Linked DNA regions of Homo sapiens: region 1 is linked to region 2. A link is a loop called in an ENCODE intact Hi-C map of the cell type or tissue named here. Cell type or tissue: gastrocnemius medialis. All regions are shown on one strand. Links, peaks and the distances in the headings refer to the core of each region. The heading gives the core; the rest is flanking DNA.

Region 1 (8,340 bases), core at 11-8,010, 100 kb after region 2:
CCAAACTTTTACCATGGCCTGTAAAACCCTGCAAAATACTCGCTTTCACTTTCTTTTATGTAACGTCTTACAACTCTATTCTTGCTCAGTTTGCTCTAGTCACATGAGCTTTGCTATTTCTTGAATGTTCCAACGTAAGGTATTCTTCTACCTCAATGCCTTTGTACTTTCTTTCTTCTCTTTGTAATCTTTTTTTCCTCAGAAGTCTCATATTTTGTTTTATCAGAGAGGCCTTCCCTGACTAAAGTAGCACCTCCTCTCCCATGACTATCACATCATCCTTCTTTATTTTTCTTCTTAGAATTATTGCTATCCAACATGTTATCTGTTGATTTTTTTTTTTATGTTGCTCTAACTATACTGGAATAATAGCCCATCAGAGAGTGAGCCATCATGCCTGGCCCCTGGCTAATGTTTAAAATTTTTATATTTGTTGAGATGAGGTCTCACTATGTTTCCCACGTTGGCTATTTTTTTTTTTTTTACTGTCAAAGTTATTTATTCACTATACATAGAACATGTCCCCTATAAAATGTACATGTAAATCACTAAAAAGTAAAATTTGGTGAACATTTTCTCAATTACAGAACATACTACATCAGTTGGGATAATAGCTGTCTACCTTAAAATAATCTAATTATAGCACCCAGTCTCGTTTATATCTAATGCAAAGTTAAATACTTATTTTGGGGGTTATTTCCTAGTATGTGTTTGGTGAGGCTGAGTAAACAATTTAATATAACTCCAGTATATTACAGTCACTGCACAATAAATCAGTTTATTACAGATTAAAACAAATCATTTTTTAATTATTTGTAATAATGGGATCAGACAAACACGGGATAATTTTAAATGGCATATAACCACACAATTACTTATCTTTGATAGTATATTGGGTTCTATAATTATATTAAGATATGAATGGTGTAAAATATTGTAACGAATAATACATCTCAAACAAGACAATTAGGCCATACTGTAATCATTCACTAGATTGTACCCAGTAGACATTTACTGAATAAGGGAATTATCTACTTTTCTCCTCAATTAACCAGTACAATGTTTTGCCCACAGTGTCAGCACTCAATAAATATTTGCTGAACATACTGACTAGGATAGAGGTGAGAAGAGATGGGCCCTCTTAGCTGGATGTCGAATATAATTGGAATTTACCTGGGAAGGAGAGTAGTTAAGGAAGATGTAAACTGCATGTGGTGTACAAGTAAATAAACGCAGATGCCAACAAAGCCAATGATTAAGCAGAAAACACTGACACCAAAATAAACAAAGGCAAGATTTGCCAATAATGGCGAAAATGGAACTTTTATATTGGACCATAACTTTTCCCACCTAAATCAGTTTGAGGCAGACCAACAGAGGCACTGTAAGAGACTACGGCTGTCTTCCTTGATATTCAGACATCCTAGTTTCCAATAATTTATTATGGACCTATTACCCATGAATCAATATACGCTTATTCATATTTAGGGATTAGTTTCCGCAAGTACAAAGTTGAATGTCCTTTTATTTGTCCTAAAATGCTTACTTTCAAACTTGAGGGGACTTCAATTATTCCATGTAGTTTTCGATAACATTCTTTTATCTTTTCAGACCAGAGTCAAAATATTTGTACAGTATTCATACTGCAGCACCTTCCACACACCCCTTTGTCACTTGAACTGCCCTTCTTTGGTTCTTTTTCCACTTTCAGATCTTTCTTGAAGTCTAGTAAGCACAACTGTACTGGATATTCCAGCTACAGTTTGGTCTGTCATTGTCGGAATGGCTTCTGCTACTCTGTGGTCTTCCAGCCAGTCTATTTCTAGGATTATATGATCTTCTATAGTTGTTATGAAAAGACTGACTTCATGATCTCCTTCTTTCATAACTTCGGCTTCTAGGACGTCTGTATCTGTCATAATCATCATAGCGTGAAGAACTGTACATATTCCTCCCTTCCTTGGCTTTCATCTGATTTGGTGTCTTCCGATCCCCCTGGGCAAACTGTATTTCAATCTGCCCTCCACAAATCCACTTTCTGTCCAAATTATATAAAGTGTCTTCAGCATCAGGAACACCCTCAAATTGAACAGAAGCAAATCCTCTCTTGGATGGTGAGTGTGGAAATCAAGTGGAACATACACATCAACTATAGGATCATAACGACCAAATTCACACCGTAAATCTTCAGACCTGGTGTCGTTGGCTATGTTCCTGACAAACAGAGACATGTTGGGGAGACGGCAGGTAGCGGGACATGAAGGCTGCGTGTCTCCACTGGGTGCACTAACGGGCCCAGCAAACCGTCCATGGCTCTGGCTGCCAAGCCTCAGACACACACAGCCAGAGGGCTCCGCTATGGCAACCGCCTCTTTTCCTGAGACTTCACTCCCACCTCCACTGCCCACCTCCTACCTCTGCGCAAAGCTGGGACCACGGTGGTTCTTTCCCGCAAGATCACCAGGCAGCTGGTGATTTTTTTAAATGCAAAATTTCAAGTAATACTGAATTAGTTACAAAAAGTATTTATAAAGTTATGCAAAATAGAATTGTGATATAATGAAGTTATATATCCATCATTTAGATTAGGAAAAAAATTGTCACTTAAATAAATCTTTGTATTAAAAAGTGAAAATAGCTGGGCACGGTAGCTCAGGCGTGTAATCCCAGCACTTTGGGAGGCCGAGGTGGGCGGATCACCTGAGGTCAGGAGTTCGAAACCAGCCTGGCCAACATGGTGAAACCCTGTCTCTACTAAAATTACAAAAATTAGCTGAGCGTGGTGGCCTGTGCCTGTAGTCCCAGCTACTTGGGAGGCTGAGGCAGGAGAACAGCTTGAACCTGGGAGGTGGGGGTTGCAGTGAACCGAGATCGTGCCACTGCACTCCAGCCTGAGTAACAGACCTAGACTCTGTCTCAAAAAAAAAGAAAAGAAAAGAAAAAGGAAAATACAGAAAACCACAAAGCCAAACATAAGACCTAATGAATTATTATAAGGTACATCCTTGTAACCACTACCCAAATCAAGAAATACAACTTTGCGCCTGGGACAGTTGCTCATGCCTGTAATCCCAGCACTTTGGGAGGCTGAGGCATCGCTTGAGCCCAGGAGTTCGAACAACTGGTAAAACCTGGTCTCTACCAAAAATTAGCTGAGTGTCGTGACGCATGCCTGTAGTCCCAGCTATTTGGAAGGCTGAAGTGGGAGAATCACCTGAACCCTGGAAGTCGAGGCTGCAGTGAGCTGTGATTGCACCACTGCACTCCAGCCTGCACGTAGGAGTGAGACCCTGTCTCCAAAAAAAAAAAAAAAAGATAAGAAAAGAAATACAACTTTGTCACTTACCTCCTTACCTTAGAAGTCCTTTTTGTGTGTCCCATTCCAATCCTAACCCCCTTCTCTCTCTTTTTTTTCTGGAGACGGAGTCTTGCTCTGTTGCCCAGGTTGGAGTGGAGTGGCTCTCGGCTCACTGCAATTTCTGCCTCCCAGGTTCAAGCAGTTCTTCTGCCTCAGCCTGAGTAGCTGGGACTAAAGGTGCATGAAACTATGCCCAGCTAATTTTTCTATTTTTAGTGCAGCCGGGGTTTCACCACGTTGGCCAGGCTGGTCTCGAATTCCTGAGCTCAAGTGACCTGCCTGCATTGGCCTCCCAAGGTGCTGGGATTACAGGCTTGAGCCACTGTGCCCGACCGACTTCCCACTTTAAATAACCATTATGATAACATACCAGTATCCTGACTTTTATGGTAATCACTTTTTTGAATATTTTAATAATTTTATCACTCAGTGCTTATCCTTAGATACTATAGTTTAGTCATGCCTATTCAAAAATTTCATTTGTTTCTTAAGCTTTTTAAAAAAATGGTTAACCCTTAATTTCTTTCTTTTCCTTAAACTTTATCTGTTGAAGAACCAGAGCCAGTCGATTTGCAGTTTTCCATAGTCCAGAGTTTGCTGATTGCATAATCATGGTATAGATCATTATATTCTTCTGTTCTTTGTGTTTCCTCACAGTTGGAAGATTGATGCAGAATCCAAATCAGATTTAGGCTAGATCCCTTTACCAAGACTTCTAAGAGGTCCCATTTTGTGACATTAGCACCCTTTTACATTTAGTGCCTATTAATTAGAAATTGCAAAATGAAGATAGTCTAGTTTTATCTTTTCTTCTTATTTATTAGTTGGAATATTACTATAAATGATGACAGCCGCAGGCCATCTGGTGTGGCTGCTGCCATCATGTCAGCTGCTTCAGGGAGGGCACAGGGAGAAGGCGGACAGCCCCACACCCCCCACAGCCCACCAGCCACCCTTGGGGTCTCCACGATGGGGCTGGGCCAGGCTGGTTCCTGCACCGGCCAAGGGGGAGCTTCAGGTCGCCCCTGAGCTTTGGGGCCACAAAGGGAGCTTGCATGGCAATGTTGCCCCTGTCCTGGATGCCAGCCCAGGCCCAGTGAGGACCTGGAGCCCCCACCCTAGGCTGTGAGGGGACTTGGCCCAGTGCCATGCACCACGGAGCAGAGGGAGCTGGGGACATGCGGGAGCCCTGCCCCTTCCAAGTTGGTGGGGCTGGAGCTCCCCAGGTGCAACTGCAGCTGCCCAAGTCATGGCTGCAACCCAGGCACCCCTCTGCTCTTGGGAGCCAGGAGTAGGCAGTAGAGGGCAGGGCTGCAGCCTTCAAGTAGTGGCTGCAATCCCTGACCTGCCGCTCCACGGAGCAGGCAGGATCCCCACTCCAAACCCCTCCCCGACAGCTGCAGCCCCCCAAACCGGGGCTGCAGACCCAGGCATACCTGCACTCTTGTGGGGTCTGGGAAGGGCCCCCTTGCTGTTGCAGGCTTGGAGGTGCCTGCTCCCGCTGCCTGGCCTCTCCCCAATCTTGGAGCAAGGTTGGGGCTGGGTTGGGGCTGAGCCTAGGCGCTGTCACAGCCTGGCTGGGTGTGCCATTGCTTGGGGCAGTGCTGACGTGCCAGCCCCCTGCCACCTTGGCCCCCTCTGGACTTTGGGTGCTGAAGAGTGCGGGAGGGGAAACTGAGGGGTGGCTGAGGGTGGCCAGGCGCTGGCCTGCAGGTGCCCCTTGGTGCCAACAGCCTGGACATGATGGATGACGTGGGAGGCAGACAGGCTTCTTGGTGGAAGGGGGCGGGTTCCCAGTGAAGCCCCACCTTCAGGCTTGGGCAGGTCTGAAGCCTGGAGCTGGGCTGCCAGTCCTGCCACCAGAGGCGGAACTCATAGTGCCTTTTCCTGGGCCCACCCATGGCTTCCCATGGCTGCTCATGGACAAATCAGCATGCATTTCTCTCCTCTGAGGCCCATAAAAGCTCTGGGCTCAGCCAGGGCAGGGCAGAGTAGGAAGAGTTGACTGGCCAGTTGCAGAGAGGACCTACCCTCTTTGGGGCCACCTCTGCTGAGAGCTGTAGACATGGGGATGACCAGCTGCAGGGAGGAGCTACCCTGTCTGCTGAGAGCTGAGCACGGAGGAGTTACCCTCTCTGCAGGGCCTCCTCTCTGCTGAGAGCTGCAGATGTGGGGATGACCAGCTGCAGAGAGGAGCTACCCTCTCTGTTGAGAGCCGAGCACTTGTTGGGATGACCTGCCTACAAACCGCAGAGAGGAGCCTCCTCCCTGCTGAGAGCTGCAGAGACAATGGGAGGACCTGCTTGCAGAGAGGAGCCACCCACCTTCCTCTCAGCTGACAGCTGCACACTCAACAGGATGACCTGCCTACAAAGAGGAGCTACCCACTGTGGGTCTTCTCTGAGCTGCTCTAACACTAAACAAAGCTTCTCTTTGTCTTGCTCACCCTCCACTTGTCTGAATACTTCATTCTTCCTGGACGCAGGACAAGAGCTTGGTCAAGGGTGCCACCAGCCACAAAGGTTTCTGCCCAGAAAAGTGACATCCCAAAGATCCCAAAATACAAATAGATACTTCCTGTTTATCATCTATTTGGAAACCAGCTATACAGTTCATACTGGAAAGGTAATGCTTGGTTCTTTCCCTTCATTTACCAGTTTTCAGTATAATGAACTGGATGTCTGTCATTGTCTAAAGATACCAGCTTAAATAAAATAATTATGAGCTCATGGACTAACTATATTTCATTGGTTTCAATAAAATTTCAGTTATTTTCATATCGAAGCTCAAATTATCCCATCTTCAGCCAGTGGAAGCCTCTTCAGATAGACTCCTGAGACAGATTTTGAATTAGTTTACTTTCTACCTGGTGTTGTAAGATTCATTGTGTGCTTTTCTTCTGGAATCACTTGTTTCTCTAAGACGTTCTGGTTTCTTTTGGTGAGCAATGGCATTTCAAGACCACAATTTGAGTGCTAGAGACGCTCACTGTTATTGGGTTGATCATTATGTCTAGGCCTTTTTAGTGAACAGAGCTAGGAAAAATGAAGATAAAATAACTCATGACTTTATATTCATATTTCTAATTCAAATTCAGGACCATATAGCTTTTTAAAATTTTTTCCCTGTTACATATATATCTCCTTTCTTCCACCCTAAGAATTTGGTTTCTTAAGGACATAGGATGTGATTAAATTAATATATTCTAACATTACTGATTTTTTTCTGTATTATGCACACAGTAGTCTTAGAGTAATGTTAAAGACTACCAAAGAAATGATTACAGAAAATTATTATTGCATATGTTCTATTAATTCTCCCATTTTAACAATAAATGTACTATTTTACACTGTCATTTTAAATATATTACTCCATTTTCTTCTGGCTTAAAGCACTGCTGTGAAAGTCTGGTGATCTTTTAATTTTCTTTCTCTTTTAAGATCTTTTTTTTCTAGATCCCTAAAGATTTATTTTTTCATTAAGGTCCAGTCATTTAAATAAAATATCTTGGTGTTCGTTGTTGTGCGACAGTATTCTCTTCTACATGGTGTGTTCTTTTTGGTACCTACACTTTTTTTTAATTGAGAAAGTAATACTAGTATTTGTATTCTTCCTTTGCATTGGTTAAGAACTCTTATTATTGGTATATTGGCTCTTCTTTGCCTTTCTTCAAGGATTTTTTAAAAATCTATATTTCTAAAAAAATTAACCTGCTTTTCACTTGTTTTTCTCTTTTCTCTTTTCTCCTGCTGTTTCTTTGAAGACACTATCTGTTATGTTTCTCTTTGTGTTTTCTGGTTTGTTTTTTATTTTGGAAATGATTTTTTTTCTTTTATCTCTTACTCTCTCCTGAGTGTTGAATCTTTGGTTCTCAGTTTTGCTTATTCTTATGTGTGTTCTTTTATGTCTTACATGACTTTCTTAATGTCTTTAGCTTGTTTTGAAATCATAGTTTACAGTTTTGATCTGTTTTGTTTGCACATTTTCCTGAGTGCTTACATTGTCTATAGGGATTTATTCTGCTTATTTTTTTTCTTGTAATAACTTTGTATAGGATTTGATCTTGATACTTTTGGTCATTTTTATATGAAATTGGCTTTCATAAACTTGCAGAATGTGGTGGAAATATTTTCTTGACTTCACAGAGCTCCTGCTTTTGTTTTTATGTAGTGTTCAAAAGATGAGGACCTGCTTTTTGATATTTCTTGGATCTCTTACCTTCCTTGGCTTGGTGTGGACCTTTTCTTTCTTCTGTTCTATTCTGCTCAGGTTTGATTCTTCCCAGTTTCTTCTCAGTGTGGGGAGCTCAGGCTTGATTCTTCTCAGTTTCTTCTCAGTGTGGGGCTTATTATAGAAGAGAGCCCTGGTGGGTCAGTTTCAAAAGCTTAAAGCTCAGAGGGACTAAATTGTTCCAACCCTTTCAGAACTTCTTATCATGGGCTCTTTGTCTTATCTGGTATTAGAGATGCCAGAACCTCTGTCAGTTGTAGCATTTGTGTGTGTGTGTGTGTATATTTCCAAATGAGTCTGCTCTGCTTTCCAGTGAATACCCGTTAGCTATTTTGGTATGATTTTGGTCTTAAGTTCATCAGTTGCCACCTTGTTGCTTTCTTCTTTCTGCCAAGTAGTACAGTGTTGTGGGTGTTAGTGATTTTTCTCTACCCACTTGCATTTTGGGGTTTGAGGGGATACCTTGTCACATAGTTTTGTTGTAAGTACAGTTGACCCTTGAACAACATGAATTTGAACTGTGTGAATCCACTTATGTGCAGATTTTCTTCTGCCTCTGCCACCCCTGAGATAGCAAGACCAATCCCTCCTCCTCGTCAGCCTACTCTTTGTGAAGATGAAGAAGAATGGAGACTTTCATGATGATCCACTTCCACTTAATGAATAATAAATACATTATCTCTTCCTTAACATTTTCTTAAACATTTTCTGTGGCTTAATTATAAGAATACATCAGGGACAGGTAGGTGACA
Region 2 (8,340 bases), core at 279-8,278:
GAGGGGAAGAGGGGGATGGTTAATGGGTACAAAAAAATAGTTAGAAATAATGAATAAGACTGAGTATTTGCTAGGACAACAAGGTGACTATAGTAAAAAATAATTGTACATTTTAAAATAACTAAAAGTATACTTGGATTGTTTAATACAAAGGATAAATGCTTGAGGTGATAGATACCCCATTTACTCTGATGTGATTATTATGCATTGCATGCTTGTATCAAAATATTGCATGTAACCCATAAGTATACACACCTACTATGTACCTACAAAAATTGAAAATACAAAAGTGAAAGTAAATTCTATTATTACTTTTATAAAAAGTTCAAACACATGCTAAATTATGTTCATGGATGTATACCCTTATAGTAAAAGTATTAAGAAGGCTAAGCAAGACGTACCAAAAAAGACTAGATAGAGGACACAGAGAACTACAGGGAAACTGGAAGAATTTTATTTCTGTGGTGGAGACTTTGGTGTTTACTTTATAATTCATTATTTTGTGCCTTTATGTTATGCACTTTCCTATATATTTTTTAAAACCATGTGCAAAAATTTATCTTTGGCTATCTCAATAATAAAAATATTTCTTGTGAGAAACAGTTATTTGAAGGAACTCATGTAAAATTTGATTAGCTATAGTTTATAATATTAACAATTACAGGATTAAAAACATTCTTGAAGTTATACTTGGAGTATGAAGTTTCTAACCTAGAATTGTTCCTTTTATTCTCCTTTTGAAATCAGCGATAATGATGTTACAGTCTACTTTGAATAGCAGAATCTGATGTAAAGGTAGCAGTAAATATTTGTAAGGATTTTCACATTAAAAACTCCTTCTTAGTAACTTCCAGTGAGATAATTCTTATCTGTTACACTTGAGAAGTGTAAGAGTATGTTTATTCTTGCCTTCTTTTAAAAATATATATATATATTATATATATATGTTTTCTCTCTATCTGGAATCATGTGAGATTGCCTTCTTATTAGTACTTAAAGTCACATATTTGAGAATGACTGAAAAAGGTATTCGAAACTGAAGTCTTCTATATTTTTTGTGTATGAAAAGTCGGAACTTTTCTGAACCAAGCCATATTTTCAAAATGACCAAAAAAAATGAGTAGAGATGGAGAACAATACTTTGTTTTTATTATTGGCTTCTCTTATTTTAATCAAAAATCTTAATACTCACTGTTCTCTTACCACTTTTTTGCCTGTTTTTTTCTTATTCTGTATTTCAAATGACCTTCTTTAGGGAGACATTATCTTTTAGTTTTTTAAAGCTTTGTGAATTTATTTCAAAATTTAATAACTTAGTAAAGTTCAAAATTGTGAGTTACTTATTAAACATAAACATGTGACAATAGATAAAAGCTATCTCTACATTGTAAAATTTTATATGAGTAGGAATGGAAAACTCTCAAATAATATTTTTAGAGTATGGGATCCAAAATACATAAGATAGATTTGCAGATTAGCATTTTACCCATTAATGAGATTCTCAGGCCATTGTAATTAACTTGTGTGTCTTAAGTGTTAAAAACATTTACTTCTCTAAAAGTAAACTGATAATTAAAAATTATGTCACAAAATTTTTGTTTCTGCTTAAAATGCCAAGTGTGTATGAACAAGTACAAATATATTAATATATAAATACATTAACCAAAATAATTAAAACTCAACTGTTTGATGTCAGATTTTTCAAGGTCTTATTAAAATTGCTAATTGATATCTGACATAATTGATGAAACTATGCTTGATGTTTAGGTATTTTGCTAATGTTTGATATTTGTAAGAGGCTGCCAGTATTCTGGGTTAAATCCTTTTAATAAATCTTTTATTATTATTATTATTATTTTTAAATTTTACTTTAAGTAGTGGGACACATGTACTGAACGTGCAGGTTTGTTACATAGGTATACATGTGCCATGGTAGTTTGCTGCACCTATCAACCTGTTATCTAGGTTTTAAGCTCTGCACGCATTAGGTATTTGTCCTAATGTTCTCCCTCCCTGTTTCCCCCACCCCTCATTAATAAATCTTAACTTTTGTTTTCAGGCCAGAGTTACAGCAAGTTACTGTTGATGGACTGGAAGTTCTCATTCCAAAGGATCCAATGCACTTTGTAGAAGAAGTACCACACTCTAGGTTTATTGAGTGTAGGTATAAAGAAGCTCGAGCATTCTTTCAGGTTAGAGACAACCAAATGTGTACTTTTAAATTAAAGAAAATGTTGGGATTATTTTTAATATTTGAGGGTGGTAAGATGAAGGGGCTTATGGAAAATAGAAAAGTAAACATCCTTTTTTGATATGTCTCTTTTCTTCTAGATTGTTTTCTTTCAGTTTTTTTTAGAAGTAGATTAAAAATTAACCTTAAGAAACTATTTTCTAAGTCAATAGGTTGATATTTATTTATTGTTTTATTTGAATAACTTTAATAGATTTAGCACTGGCTTCTGCCTTAAGATAGCCCATTAACTTTGTGAAAGGTGGTGTATTCTCAGTCCAAGTAGGATAAAGCCACTATAGAAGATGGACCATGTAGATTTAGAAAAGACTTCATGAAAATACAGTTTGTTTCAGAGTTGGCATTGAATATAATTTTTTTTGCATTTATGAAGGTTTTTGAAGATAAATGCTACACAAAGACCAGGTGCTTTTAAAACTTTATTCTCTTGCTGCAGCTTTCAATTCAATACACATTTATTGTGTTCCGCAGGCTTCTGGCCCTGGGGATATAAAGATGATTTTGAAAGGCATGAAAGTTCAGCTCTAAGAGATGACATGAAACACAGAGATACAGTGAAAACAGGCAAATTTACAGTGGGGTTTTGGTACCTGAATTCTTTCACTTGCCCTTTATTTTCTGGGGTTCCCTGCCAAGAAAGCTGTGTCCACGAGGGATACGAAAATGAAGTATATAACTGTCAAGTGCCCAAGACCCACAAATCTGAGGTTTCTCTAATACAGTGTACTGGCACCTAAAGCTGAGGCCTGACAGCCCAAGTGGGCCTTCGTAGCCCTATTTCCTTAAGTCATTGTGGAGCTGTGAAATTTATGCAGCCAGCCTCATGAATAAAAAGCTGAAAAACCACATGTGTGGATGGGCCTACTCTAGTAGAAAAGTGCTGCCTGACATATGCCTACCACATAATAACAGGAAGTAGAAGAGATGGAGTTTTGTGCTTAAACTTGACCGCTCTTCCTGTCCTAAGGGAGTTTGCTGTGGTTGTCATCTCTATTATAGCAATTATCACAGTGAATTATGAATATCTGTCTTGTCCTCTTATCAAATTTTATGAACTTCTTGATAACAGGAGTGTTCTTTTATTTACCTGTGTTGGCCCAGTATCTACTGTACCTGGCATAAAGAAAAGATCCAGTAGGGTCAGTTTTCAAATTAAAGTGAACATACATGTATTTGAACACTTGATGGCGCCAAACAGTCTTAAATGTAATGCTTGGTGTAAAGCAATAAATTAATCTAATAGACCTCATCAAGCAGCCGCCTTTCTTTTTTTAAAATAATTTTTAAAAAGCAATTTTAAATACATAAAAGCTGCAAGTACAGTACCGATAACTTTTTTTTTTCTGAACCACTTGGGAGTAAGATGTTGACCACAACTTCAAAAAATTTAGTATTTTTTTAAAAATAGGAACATTCTCTACATGTCCTAATATGAAAGTTAGGAAATTAGCACATACATTTTTACCATTTAATCCCTATTCAATTTTTGTCAGTTGTCCCAATAATAACCTTTGTAATAAAAAGATTCGATTCAGAATCACATGTTGTCTTAATTTTCCTGTCTCTTTAGTCTTCTTCAGTCTGGGACAGTTTCTCAGTTCTTTTATTACTTTCATGACTAATACTTTGGAAGATTACAAGCCAGATGTTTTGTGCAGTGTCCCTCATTTGGGGTTTGTCCGGGGGTTCCTCATGTTAGATTTAGGTTATACTTCTTTAGAAGGTATAGAAGTGGTGCTGTGTTCTCATTACATCTCACTGGGCACTGCATAATTTTGATTTATCCCATTACTGTTGATATTCACATTGTTCACCTGATTAAAGTGCTGTCTGAAACTTCGTATCTTTACCACTATGAAGTTTCTGTTTTTCCCTTTATAATAATAAGCATCTGGCAAGAAGTTACTTTAAAACTATGTAAATATTGTTTTCCTCATTACATTTTCAATTTATTTGTTCATATCAATATAAATAAATTCATGGTTTCCTATTTTACCCTATGGGTTATAGTCAATTATTTTCATTATTTATTTTGATCTTCAGATTGTTCCATATTTGGCCAGTAGAAACTCCTTCATAATGCTTTCTGTGTCCTTTTGACTTGTCTCCGTTGTTTTTTGAACACTTTAGTACTTTTTGGCACTATAAAATATTCTGGGTTCATCTTACAATTTTCATACCTCCACCCTGGGATCAGCCATTTCTTTAAGTCCTGTTTCCTTTTAGAAGCCAAGACCTGGATGCCAGGTGTACCCATTGCTATTTGGGTTTTGCTGCAGAGAGTTTCTCTCAGTGAACAGGGGTAGGGTGTATATGTCTGTGTGTATTTATTTCTGTATCTATCTATTGAAACCTCTGAATTCACATTGACATCTCCAGTCCGGTTAAAAGTTCCAATTAAACAACAGAGTTCATTTCCATATTTGCGACTCCCTTTTCAAATCGTGAGAAATCTGACTCCCATTGACCTTAATGTTTACTTAGTTGTTCAGTCTCCCTGTATGTAACCTATCTTCCAACACATGTCCTCCCCTCCCTACCCCCTGTTCTTCTCACCCTACCTGGGCACTGCTATCCTCTGCTGGGCTGCACACACGTAGAGGCATTCTTCTTACCCTGTTCAGGCTCTGACTTCCCACACCTGGCTGCTGTTCTGCAGAGAGGCTTTCCTCACCCTGCTTGGGCTCTGACTCCCCACACTGGACACTCTCCTACTCTCTTCATGTGGATGTCCTCATTACCTGCCTAGGCTCTGATACCCCGTATCAGGCAATCCCTTTGCACAAAAACCTTTCTTGCTCTGCCCCATCTAATGGTTTTAGTATCGAATAGTTCAGGAAGGGCGGGAGACTTTATTTACTTTTAATTATTTTCTCAATCTACCATGAAGTTCAAAAACTAGAATAATATACCTTTTCCTGAATTTGATTTTGTTTTAGCAAAAACCATCACAAGATAATTAATGAGCTCCAGGCTGTTGAATATCAGTGAAAAACCAAAAGGAAAGTTGGAAATACCTGTACACCTGGCCTAGGAATATCTAGATAACAATATTTTTATTTTATTTCTACTAATTTGCTCTAAGATTTTGGGCAAATTTCTGAGCCTTGGTTTCCTCATCTACAATAAGAGTTGGTACCTTCTGTCATCTTATTCTTTGATATAAGGTTTGTGCTTTTGGATTCCACGATTCTTCTTGGGCTTTGTGTCCCCGTTCATTGGCTGAACAGGAAAAATTAAATAAACATGATATTTAAAGTAGGATATTAATTTTGTCTTTTTTTAGAGGTATAGTAATCCTGAGATTTGTACTTGGGATTTATTTTTATTTGTTTACTTATTTATTTTATTTTTAACTTGTAAGTTCAGGGGTACAAGTGCAAGTTTGTTACATAGGTAAACTTGTGTTGTGGGGGTTTGTTGTACAGATTATTTCACCACCCAAGTATTAAGCCTAGTACCTATTAGTTATTTTTCCTGGTCCTCTTTCTCCTCCCACCCTCCAAAAGAACCCATTGTGTGTTGTTCCCCTCTATGCGTCCATGTGTTCTCATCATTTAGCTCCCACTTATAAAAACATGAAGTATTAGGTTTTCTGTTCCTGTGTTAGTTTGCTAAAGATAATGGCCTTCAGCTCCATCCATGTCCCTGCAAAGAACATGATCTTGTTCTTTTTTATGGCTGCATAGTATTCCATGGTGTATATATACTACATTTTATTTATCCAGTCTATCATTGATGAGCATTTAGATTGATTCCATGCCTTTGCTATTGTGAATAGTGCTGCAGGGAACACACACATGTATGTGTCTTTATAAGAGAATGAATGATTTATATTCCTTTCAGTATATACCTGATAATGGAATTGCTGGGTCAAACAGTATTTCTGTCTTTAGGTCATTGAGGAATCACCACACTGTCTTCCACAATGGTTGAACTAATTTACACTCCCACCAACCGTGTATAAGTGTTCCTTTTTCTCCACAACCTCACCAATATCTGGGGTTTATTTTATTTTATTTTATTTTATTTTATTAGTTTTTTTTTACTTGTTATAGTAGCCACTCTGACTGGTATTAGATAGTATCGTATTGTTTTTTATTGCATTTTCTAATGATCAGTGATGTTGAACTTTTTTCATATGATTGTTGGCCACATGTATGTCTTTTGAAAAGTGTCTGTTCGTGTCCTTCACCCACTTTTTAATGGGGTTGTTTGGTTTTTTCCTTGAAAATTTGTTTAAGTTCCTGATAGATGCTGGATATTAGACCTAATAGTTAAGGTTTGCAAACCATAGTTTGCAAAAATGCTCTCCCATTCCATAGGTTATATGTTTACTCTGTTGATAGTTTCTTTTGCTGTGCAGAAGCTCTTTATTTTAATTAGATCCTATTTGTCAGTTTTTGCTTTTGTTGCAATTTCTTTTGGCATCTTCATGAAATTTTTGCCTGTGCCTGTGTCCTAAATGGTATTGCCTGGGTTATCTTCCAGGGTTTTATAGTTTTGGGTTTTACATTTAAGTCTTTAATCTATCTTGTACAGGATATTTTTAAATGAAAAAAGTATGTATACTATAATTTTTAAAATTTATAGCAGATGTTTAAGGTATATAGCTCTATGCATGTATGCACTTTAACACATACAAGGATCAGTTCTGAGAAATGGAATTTCTGGCTGGGCGCCATGGCTCACGCCTGTAATCCTAGCACTTTGGGAGGCCAAGGCGGGTGGATTGCCTGAGCTCAGGAGTTTGAGACCAGCCTGGGCAACATGGCGAAACCCCGGCTCTACAAAACACACAAAAATTAGCTGGACATGGTGGTGTGCACTTGTAATCCCAGCTACTTGGAAGGCTGAGGTAGAAGAATCACTTGAACCCAGGAGGTGGAGGTTGCAGTGAGCCAAGATCATGCCCCTAAATTCCAGCCTGGGCAACAGAGAGAGGAGACTTTGTCTCCAAAAAAAAAAAGAAATGGAATTTCTGAGAGTGTCATGTTAAGAAAAGTAGATTGGGGTGGGAATATGTCCATATGGGAGCAGTACCAGCAGCAGGTAACTATCAGACCTGATGTTTTTGTAGAGCACAAATTTTTCATATTTGCTGTTTAGTCCTTTCAGTCACTCTGTGTAATAAGGCAAGGATTCTTTTAACAGGTAAGAAAATTGATGTTTCAAGATGTCAGTTACATGGTCATCATTGGTTGAGCATGGACTAAATCCTAGGTCTCCACCTCTTAACTCCAGGCTTTTCCTACTACAACAAGCATTATAACATGTATCTCTCATTCCAGTCATTTATTGTAAGAGCACTTATGGCTTTGAGGAAAGGGATGTATTCAAATTGAAGGGATCCTGTGTAATTTGTATATTCTGTAGACAGTGACTTATCTGCAAGAAATTCTTCTTACTGAAGGTAGGGTACTTTTTGCTTAAGATTCATATAGTCCATCCAGGATCTATATTCTTTCCTACTATATTGTAAAAGAATTACAGGATATTTTAGGATGTTGCAGGCCTGGGAGGGGCTTAGTCAATCATTTATTCATTTGCCCATTCATCAGTATGTGTTTTTCAGATATTATGTGCCAGGCACCATTCTAAACCTGTAGATACAGTGATGAAGAGATGTAGTACTTGCCCTCAGGGAACTATCTTTACAGTCTAGTGGAGGGAATATAAAATTGATGATTAGGAATAAATATGATATGAATTATAGTAAAAGTATTTACAAGTGGTAACTATTATAAGCTTGTTAAGGAAAAAGATAATTCATTTGTCTTTGTATATCTAGAACCAAACATAATTCTTTGCTCTATAAATGTTGAATAGAAACACTTCCTGAATAGGAACATTGGAAGAATAAATACATATGTCTTCCTGGGAAAACTGGGGAATGTTTTGCAGAGGTTGGAGCTGAGACTTGAAAGATTTTATTGATCAGGGCCATATCAGACAAAGGAAACAAGTGCGGAGGCTTGAAAAGTTGTGGTGTATTTGAGGAGTTACAAGTTATTGTGGTATATTTGGGGGTTTACAAGTTATAAGATGAAGTGTGAGGAGATGCAGATGAGGCTGGACCCCAGTAGTCA

Evidence for each region. Peaks named below come from ENCODE experiments on the same cell type or tissue, not always from the same donor. Only the 100,000 strongest peaks of a DNase experiment are listed, where the experiment ranks them.
Region 1: it touches region 2 in a loop (8-fold over the local background); 70 of 110 quality-filtered maps call a loop at or near these places.

The regions. Positions count from the first base shown.
Region 1 is chr9:105,708,523-105,716,862 of GRCh38, forward strand. All of the region lies in intron 2 of TMEM38B (transmembrane protein 38B), which reads left to right. It overlaps LOC107987107 (a long non-coding RNA gene), which reads right to left and starts at 3,460. Exons shown (of 4, transcript XR_001746868.2): 1 at 3,347-3,460. It also overlaps the pseudogene LOC100421293. RefSeq lists silencers at 4,986-5,280, 5,652-5,852 and an enhancer at 4,986-5,280. In gastrocnemius medialis, for the core only: no CTCF peak of the experiment used is centred there; DNase peaks (open chromatin) are centred at 2,302 and 3,589; H3K4me3 peaks cover 3,225 bases; H3K27ac peaks cover 4,365 bases.
Region 2 is chr9:105,605,760-105,614,099 of GRCh38, forward strand. FKTN (fukutin) reads left to right here. Exons shown (of 11, transcript NM_001079802.2): 7 at 2,060-2,192. Among named protein-coding and RNA genes, the nearest start is that of FKTN-AS1, 52 kb to the left of the region's middle. In gastrocnemius medialis, for the core only: a CTCF peak has its summit at 3,448 (motif pointing right); no DNase peak of the experiment used is centred there.